Linked DNA regions of Homo sapiens: region 1 is linked to region 2. Evidence: chromatin contacts called from ENCODE Hi-C or POLR2A ChIA-PET data. All regions are on one chromosome and are shown on one strand. Each heading gives the region's core, a stretch centred on a gene start or an enhancer-like site at or near the end of the contact. The rest is flanking DNA. Distances are from core to core; before and after follow the strand shown. Region 1 holds the start of LCP1 (lymphocyte cytosolic protein 1). Region 2 holds the start of GTF2F2 (general transcription factor IIF subunit 2).

Evidence for each region. A loop is a pair of places that touch in the nucleus more often than their neighbours do. ChIA-PET counts read pairs that join two places held with the same protein, here RNA polymerase II (POLR2A). Pooled maps may share reads with other maps.
Region 1: a pooled map shows a loop between it and region 2 (6-fold over the local background). The contact joins the promoter of LCP1 here to the promoter of GTF2F2 in region 2. A Hi-C loop is called at or near these places in 4 of 50 pooled maps. POLR2A ChIA-PET finds 5 or more read pairs at or near these places in 2 of 52 experiments (GM12878 and activated B cell).

Annotation. Positions count from the first base shown.
Region 1 is chr13:46,180,176-46,184,789 of GRCh38, reverse strand. LCP1 (lymphocyte cytosolic protein 1) reads left to right here and starts at 2,613. Exons shown (of 16, transcript NM_002298.5): 1 at 2,613-2,679. RefSeq lists an enhancer at 2,521-2,950.
Region 2 is chr13:45,119,016-45,123,399 of GRCh38, reverse strand. GTF2F2 (general transcription factor IIF subunit 2) reads right to left here and starts at 2,890. Exons shown (of 8, transcript NM_004128.3): 1 at 2,679-2,890. The coding sequence starts at 2,744. It also overlaps the pseudogene RN7SKP4. RefSeq lists enhancers at 1,975-2,616, 2,727-2,856, 2,617-3,260.

The DNA.
Region 1 (4,614 bases), core at 1,364-3,863, 1.1 Mb before region 2:
GCAATATTTAGAGGCCTGAGAGTAGCAGGTGATCTGATATCTGGGACTGAGGCCAGAGGCTTCAGGGCAGGAGAGGGTGGGATGAAGTCTGAGAGGGTGGTAGGGCTTAGAGGAAGGCAAAACCCAGGCCAGGAACAGGTGGCAGTGGAGGCTCATAGAGGGTGGGCTGAGAAAGGTCCACTCCGGCTTCAGGCCATAAGGGGGCGCACTGTCTGTACAGAACATAAAAACGTAAGAAAACCAAAAGTCAGTCTTCTGTTTACTAGTACTATGCTGCACAAGCAATTTAAAACACCAACAGCAAAAAAATACACTTCTCTGAAAAAGTCTTGGTCTAGGACCTAAACAATTGCCTGAAACTGGGTAGACTTACACCAATGAGAGGCAGATAAAGAGATTAAGATTGAGGGAGTAGGGCAGGGCTTGCAATGGTGCCGGCCAGGATGTGGCTGAGGGGGTGTGGGTGCCTGCCGTGGATGCTAGGGTAGAAGACGACTCTATTAACTGGGTGGCTGTAAGCAGTACCCAGGTCAATGCCTTTCATCTTCTACAACCTCGACGTTGCCTGGAATCCTAAATCTTTTTCTTCACTTAACAAACATCACCTCTGCTCAAATCTGCAACTGCTTTGATATCACACTGCCTTTTTCACCCCTCTATTATAGATGGCATTTATTTACTTACATGTTTTTTCCCCACTAGACTATACTCCTTGAGAACAGCGATTGTGTCTTATTTATTTCTGAATCACCAATTCAGACAGGCATGCAAACACTTGCTGAACCAATGCACAAATATATTTTGCTCTTCTTCATAGATTCCTCCGGCCTCAGATGACCAGGCACCACTAGATACAGAACACTGTGCTTTCCTTCTCCAAGGTAAAGGAATAAATATCTGTTCCCCTTCATGAAGTGTTACTGTTGGGCCTTTATGCCATCCTGAAGCCACCAGGATGTGGAACCAGATCAGGGAGGTCCACAGTTACAACCCCTTGTATCTGTAACACCAGCAGGACATTATCTACAGAGTCCTGCTGCAGGGCCCCGAATGAAGACAGCATTTTGCTGCTTTGTAGCGTGAGCAGTGCTGTAACAGTGATGCATGGATGTTCCTCTGGTGTCCTGAAAGAATGTAGGTGCTTCTTGAAAGCTCTCTGCAACTTATTAATTGGGAGTGATTATGCGATGGAGAAAACAGAGTCCCATCACCCCCTCAGTCTTCCCTGGGAAATCACAAGAGGGCTGATAGCTCTCTGTGAGGTGAACCGTTTCTAGAATCCCCACCGTCTCGTCCTGTTCTTCCGCCCACCCAGTTCCTCAAGATAGCCCCTGTGGGCTTCTGATGAAGTCACCACACCACTGGCTAATGAAGTAGATAAACCAGAACAGTTTGGTTTAACATTTAAGGTCAGAAACAGGAACTTTCTAGAGGAGAAATCAAAAAAGCAAAAGAAGTATAAGGGCAGCCCTCCAACCAGTCAGAATACCGTGACCACCTGAGAGGCCCGTGGCCCAGCGGACACGGACGCATGTCAACTCTGGAGCAGATATCTTCAGCGCAGCATCTGACCTGGGAGTACAGCCACATACCCTCATTCCTAAACGGCAGATTGACTACTGGAGTCACACACAGTCTCCGGGCAATGTGGAGACATGTCTAATATTTAGTCAACATAACTCAGGGTGCCACAGTCTTCACAACTGTTGTGAGCACTTGAGGATGCTCCATTTGAAGATAGGAATTTGCCCTCAAGCATCTGGGGTTTGGGTACAGAACAGAGCTTCCCCTGCCACCACCTGCTAATTTTATAAAATGTGCATTCAAAAAAAAATCCTGCCTGTAAGAAGGAATTAAGCTACCCATTTAAATATAACAGCTGCCTGTGCAATCTACTGCTGCTCTTTATAGGAAACGCTTAAATAATTGAGATACTTAATTGGGTTAAAGAGATCCCTAGCACATAGATGTTCTATAAATAAAAGAATGAGTAAATAATCTAGTAACCTTCCTTTTCATGTCCTTCACTTAAAGAGATCGTTCTGTTTTGTTTGCACCAATAAGATCACTGTTAGAGGACTCCAGAGAGGTTTGATTTCAGGTGGGGTGGGGCTTTCCCAAGGAAGTCCCTTTTCATTTGTTTCAGGTGTACTGCCACCTTTTTCCCTGGCTCTTTCACTAAAAATGAAAAATTTGTTGATCTTTGCTGTAAGTAGGTAGGCATCTGGGCTTTGCTTTTGCAACTAGAGTCAAAGAAGTCAAGTTATCAGGCTGATCTTGCCTTGCTATCTAGAATCAGAAAGGTTTAAGTAGCCCAGGGACTACTCAAAGACAGCTGGAGGAGAAAGGGAGAGAGAAAAATGCTTATAAAGAGGTGGGCAAAAGAGCGGGACCTTGTCTCAAAAAAAAAAAAAAAAAAGAGGAAGTGGTAGGAGGTGTCTGAATTTCACTGTGACCTGTTCTGTCAGGTGATTTTTGGTGGGGCGGGGACATGAAAAAAAAGTTAAAATGTCCTTATAAAGACAAAATCTTTTTCTTTCCTGGCTGATGATTTGTCATTCTAGTCACTTCCTGCCTTGTGACCACACACCCAGGCTTGACAAAGCTGTTCTGCAGATCAGAAAGAAGGGGTTCCTGGTCATACACCAGTACTACCAAGGACAGCTTTTTTCCTGCAAGGTAAATGTTCTTCATGTGTTTTTGTTGGTTTTAAGCGCTTGTGATGCACTTCGGCACTGTTTCTGTGGATTGTGGGTTTTGCCTTCAGGGGACCAGAGATCTGAGCATGTCACCTGAGACCTCTGTGATTCCTGCCACTGTCTAACTGGCCAGGACATCTGCCGCCACCTCGCGTGGCCATCCAAGATGGAGCACCTCGGCTCTCTGGGCTGGGTTCTTCTCAACTTATCTGCAGTTATCACCCCTGCCCAAAATTAAGGTTTCTTTTTCCTTTTAAAACCAAACCATGTTCTGGTTTATTTCTATTGCTCTATTTCACGGAGGCTATTTACTGTGATTTTATCTTCTTTAAAATGTTTTCAGGAAAAGCGCGTATTGATAATTTAGATTGTATGGCTTATTGGCCCAATGGGGGTAGTTTAATTTTAGTTCCTGCGGTTCTGTTTTTCTAAAAAACTTCTTTACAGTACTTTAGTGGATAAATTATCTAGAGTCATATGTTACTGAATGTGATACTGGTTATTTGAGTGATTTTTGGCGCCAAGGGTTTTTAATGGGTGTGCTTTATAACCACATGGAATTAGAGGTTTTCTCTTTTCCATTTGTTCTCTAAAAATAAAAGCAATTTGTATAATGCTTAATTGTAGTGTTTTTGTAGGATTGTCTGAATTATTTGTTATGCTTATGACCATATCAATGAATATTCACTCAAATTCTGGGAGAAAGGCTTTTATCTACAATAGAAATTTTTACACAGTTGATATGGGATATTTATTTCAGAAACTGCCCAAACATAGACACTTTGGATTTTGTAGTATAAGCTTTTACTTAATTACCACTATCACATAACACTAAGAACCATTGACAAATGATAACTATAAAAGCCATTCAGACTGGAAATGCGAACATTAATCAGGATGTTTATCAAAACCGAACTTTTCTTTTACACAGCAACTTGTTTTCTAAAATTACTCTGTCAGAACTATCAGTAAGCAAATAAAGGTGGCTTATCCACACACATCTTGATTTTGAATTTACATACATTTGTCATAAGTTTGGTTTCTATTAAGTATAATTGTTTAAAGAATGTCTGTGTAGACAAATTTGAATAGAATTAATCATTTACCTATAAATGTGAATTTCTGGAAACTGCAAAATGTGACCACCAATGTTACTTTGCACATCTCACCTGAATAGTTTCAAACAAGCAAAAATGTGAAACTGAGATAAGAGGGACTTGAACCCCGTAAAAGAACAGACTAAAAATATGTTGTGTCTTATTTTAAGTAAAACTATTAATGAGAATAAAATAAATTCGAATGTGAAGGAATGTCAGTATTTTTCTTATATTTACGAAGGAATAAAAAAGAACTATGCGAAAGTTAATTCAAAATATAAAGGTCCCCTGTTTAAAGTTAAGTTTACATTGCTAAAGCATCAACCCCATATGTTACAAAGATATTCCTCTTCATTCTAGCTCACCCCCAGGAACATCAGGGGAAAAATCTTCTAGGTCTTGCCCTTTGAACAAGCACTGCTGTGGTGGGATGGAGTTGTGCCTAGGAGGACATTTCCTTAGCAATCCCAGAGACCCTTTTCTTTGTAGCATTTAAATTTTTGTCTCTTTTGTAAATTATGCCTTGAAACAATTGGTAATTTGGGAAACAATTTCAGTGCTTTAACTTCATTTATAATTCTATCTCTGAACCCTTTGGGGAAGGGAAGACCAACAAGTAAAGTCTCATTTACTTGTTGTTAAAGTACCATTTAACTTGGAGAGGACAGGAAATTAATAATAGCACTCAATAATTATGAGCACGTAGTGTAAGCAGCTACTCTTTATGCATTACCTCGTTTAATCCTCTCAGCTACCTTTAGAGATAAGGAATGGGCTAGATAATTGAAGGAACCGGCCATAGGTCACTGGGCAGTTGG
Region 2 (4,384 bases), core at 1,641-4,140:
CACCTCGTCCTCCCAAAGTGCTGGGATTACAGACATCAGCCACTGCACCCGGCCTGCCATAAGCTCTTCTTGAAAGCTTCTTTGGAGGTTCTAGCAGGGGAGTACAACCATACATATACCCTTGACTGAAGACCAGTCCTCCTCTATCCGGATGGTCATCCTCTTTGGTCAAGCGTGCAGCTTCGGGAGGGACATACATGGAGCAGTGTGGGAGGAAGGAGACACCCGCCTAGCCAGCCAGATTAGCCAAATCAACCCTAGTAATCAATGGGGTGACAGATGTCCCAGACAGATCACACTCACATCCATTTTTTTTTTTTGAGACAGGATGTCACTCTGTCGCCCAGGCAGGAGTGCATGCAGTGGCACAATCTTGACTCACTGCAACCTCCAAATAGGCTTTTCTTAAACGTCACCTTCTTTATGATGTCTTCCCAGTTCTGGTGAAGCACTAATTTTTTTCCCGCTCAAAACTCTCAGAGATCTTGTATGTATAGTTCTTACTGTATTTACACAGTTCTATACCTGTCTAGTGATGGAATTAAATATGTACAAGATGATCTATAAACCGTGAGATATCCTAGGAAGAAACATTATTTAGCAACAAAGATCAGAACTCAAGGTATTATTTTTAATAGGAAAATTAATGTAAGGAGAAAAAACTTGAAATCAATATGTACTTCAATTCAAATTCTGATTAGATGAGAATGAAGATACACTTTCTAAGCAACAAATTACACTTTTTTTTAATTTATTTATTTTTTTGAGAAGGAATTTTTGCTCTGTTGCCCAGGCTGGAGTGCAACGGAGCAATCTCGGCTCACTGCAACCTCCGTCTCCCGGTTTCAAGTGATTCTTCTGCCTCAGCCTCCCAAGTAGCTGGGACTACAGGCGCACACCACCATGACTGGCTGATTTTTGTATTTTTAGTAGAGATGGGGTTTCACCATATTGGCCAGGCTGGTCTCGAACTCTTGACCTCATGATCCACCCACCTCGGCCTCCCAAAGTGCTGAGATTACAGGCGTGAGCCACCATGCCCAGCCCGATCCTGTGATAATTTTCTAATTGTGACTCTGGTTACCCTCCCCTCTAATTCGTACTGCACACTGCCAAACATTTTTTTTTTTCCTGAATAAATATCTGGCATCTCTACCTCACTCAAATCCTCCAAAAAGTTCGTTACTTCCTTGTAAACTAAAGTTAGAATATCTCCGTTTCATGATATGACAATCTGAGTATATGGTCCCCATCTTCATCTACACAGATCTTCTGCTCTAGGTTCTCTCTGTTTTCCACAACACGCCATGCTGATTATATATTTTGAGTCTTGCATTTCTGTTCCATTCCCCATGGTATACACTGTGTCCACCCATCCAAATCCTGTAAGACAAACATTGAGCATTTACCATGCTCCTAGGACAATGGCACCATCTCAAGTCACACCATTTTTTCAAGCTTTTTCCTTCAGTCCGTAAGGGCAATCTCCTCCTTAGTGACTCTCCCCCCAAGTAACATGCTGCTGGAGAGAGAAATGCCTATTTAATCCATCCTTTTAAGTCACACTGAGTTTGGAAATAAGTCAAATGAGTGCCACAGACTAAGGCGAGGGCTGAAGAATGAGAGGTCATGCATTTATTCATCATCTATTTGTTGAGTAATTACCATGCGCCAAACACTATTCTGGGTATGACAGGCAAAGATCCTGTTCTCATGGAATGTGATTCTGTGTGTTGGAAAGACAGAGGTAACCAACTTTGAACATATGAACACAAAATCACTCTACACTGTGAAAAGTGCTTTGAAGAATGTAATACACATCTGTCGTGTTAGCAAATGATCACAAGGGGGCTGTTTTAGGAAGGCCGACAAGAAAGACCTCTTAGATTTAATTGACGAGAACTCAGCCATGTGATAAAACAGTTAAAGCATTAAGAAACCAAAAGTCCTTACATTTTAAGTTTCAACGACTTTCAGGATCACATTTTGAATATGCTTAAGTATTATGAAACTCCCCTAGGAGAAAACACTCCCCAATATGAAACAATAAAGCACAAATAGTGCTTACTGTGAGCTAACCAAAATTGCTGTCTTCACATAAAACGTTTATTGACGGCCAGTTTCACGAGACCCAAATGTGCTCTAAAAGAATACTCCAGTCCAATGACCTCTCCTTCTGTGAGTTTGGGGCTCTCTCGCCTCTTTTGAGAGCTTCATTAAGGACCATCAACCTAAGAGAACACTTTTAAGAGTAGGCAGGGACCAGTCCTACTTTCTGGCCGAGAAAACTGTACAGAAAGTAGACATTCAACTACCTCACGCAGGCTCATGGCTAAAACCAGTTTCACCAAGGGAAGATACAAGGAATTCTTCAGTCTGGGATAAAATGCACCGTCCAAATCTGGGGACACCAAGACAAGATTCCAGGAAAGCCGTGAGAAAGAGATCTAGTCCAGGCAGATTCAGAGTAGTAACTGGCTGAAAGACACTTTGCGTCCCTAAACTAATTCCTCGTCTGCAAACAGATACAACAATGACTCCTGCCTCTCAAAATGTGTGAAGCTCTAACGAGATAGCCGTAAAAGAACTTTAAGAGGCGCACGGAGCGGGATAGGCTCAAGTTACTTAAACTATACTTGTGTTAGGAGGAGCGCAAGTGGGAGACTCGCGAACATTACCTTGACTAGCCACACTCCTGTGTTCTGTTTGGCGCCGGTCAAGTCGAGTTCCCCGCGCTCGGCCATGGGTCTGCAGCCGGTGGAGGCGTGCGGGATGCAGCAGCGACCCCAGGAGCCGCAGGGCTGAGGAGCGGGCGTCCGGAACAAAGGACAAGCCGCGCTGAGAGGCGAAGAGCCGGCGTTCCTTACCTGCCAGAACACTGGGAACCGAGGAAAAGAGGAACACGCCGCCAGGAGCCGGGACTGCGCCTGCGCACTGCTACGTCAGTACGGCGCGCTGTTGCAGACAAACTTTCTGTTTCGGAAATTTCTTGAGTGGGCGTGGCTGTCCGCGATGTCTGCATCTGAGGGATTAAAACGTAGGGTGGGATGAGCTAAAACGTTAGCAATGTATTTAAAGACATGGTCAGCATAACTGAAGAAAAAGATTATCAGAACGGAAAAATGGGGTTCAAAGAGACGAAAGGTGTCAGAACATGTCCAACCCTAGCCAAGGAGAGAGAGACAATATTTGAAGGACAGGGTCAGGGTAGTAAATTGGCGTCCCTGGCCAACGTCATTAGCACAAATGGGCACTGGGATCAAACTTAGTAGCCTTGGGTATATTGAAAACATGCCGTTTCTAGACCTGGAAAAAAAAAAGCCGTGTTTCAGCTCAGAGGCTACCCGAGCTGTTCTGATGAAGCAAGCGGAGCACCTCAGTTTCCAAAACCCGGAAGTCTGTAACGAAACGAACAAGTAAGAGACAAACCTGATCGTTTCCTCCCCTGCTTAAACAGTTTTCTCTTTCTCTTATTGCCTCTAGAATAAAGTTCAATCCTCCTGCTTCAACTGGGCCCTCTCAATTTCATCTCTTTGCACCTCCCACCATCACTCCGCCATGCACCAAACCACATCAAACCCAGCAGACTTCCCTAAACACGTCAGAATCTTCGTCGGTCATTTCAGAGCCTCTGCACACTGGATTCCCTTCCCTTGGAAGCCCTATTTTACCCCTGCCCTCACTCTCACCCCTGTGCTCTGGTTGGCAAACTCCTACTTATGGTTCAAGACCAATGAAAATGTCACTTCCTATGAGATCTTTTATCAACTTCCCCAGAAGAAATTAGTTTTTCTTCACATCACAGTGTGATACTTAGCACTCTGAACTATAATATATATGTTTACATATCTGCCTTTGCTTTCCAGACAATGAACTCCTCCTAGGCGGAAAGAGCTTTATTGAGGTATAATTGACAAATAAAAAATAGTGCTTTATTCATTTTATATCCACAATGTCTAGCACAGTGTTTAACACATTGTCAGGTTTCAGTAGGCTTTGGGTGAAAGAACATTCGCTGAAGAGAAACAAACAGTAAGGTATTGTTAAGAATGGCAAGTAATTTATTGAATCACACATCAGAGCCTTGCACAAAATTGAGGAAATTTTATGTGTGTTCAGCATAGGGCCAGGAAAAGCTGTCAGAACTCTGCTTTTAGCTAGGAAAACTAATAGGAAAGATGGGAGAGACCAGGAGTGTGTTGAAGATGAAAGTTTCAGGCTAGGCTCAGTGGCTCAACCCTGTAACCCTAACTTTGGGAGACTGAGGTGGGAGGATTGTGTCTGCCCAGGAGTTCAAGGCTACAGTAAGTCATGATCGTGCCATGCACTCCAGCCTGGGTGACAGAGCAAGGTCCTGTCTCTAAAAAATAAATACTAAAAACAA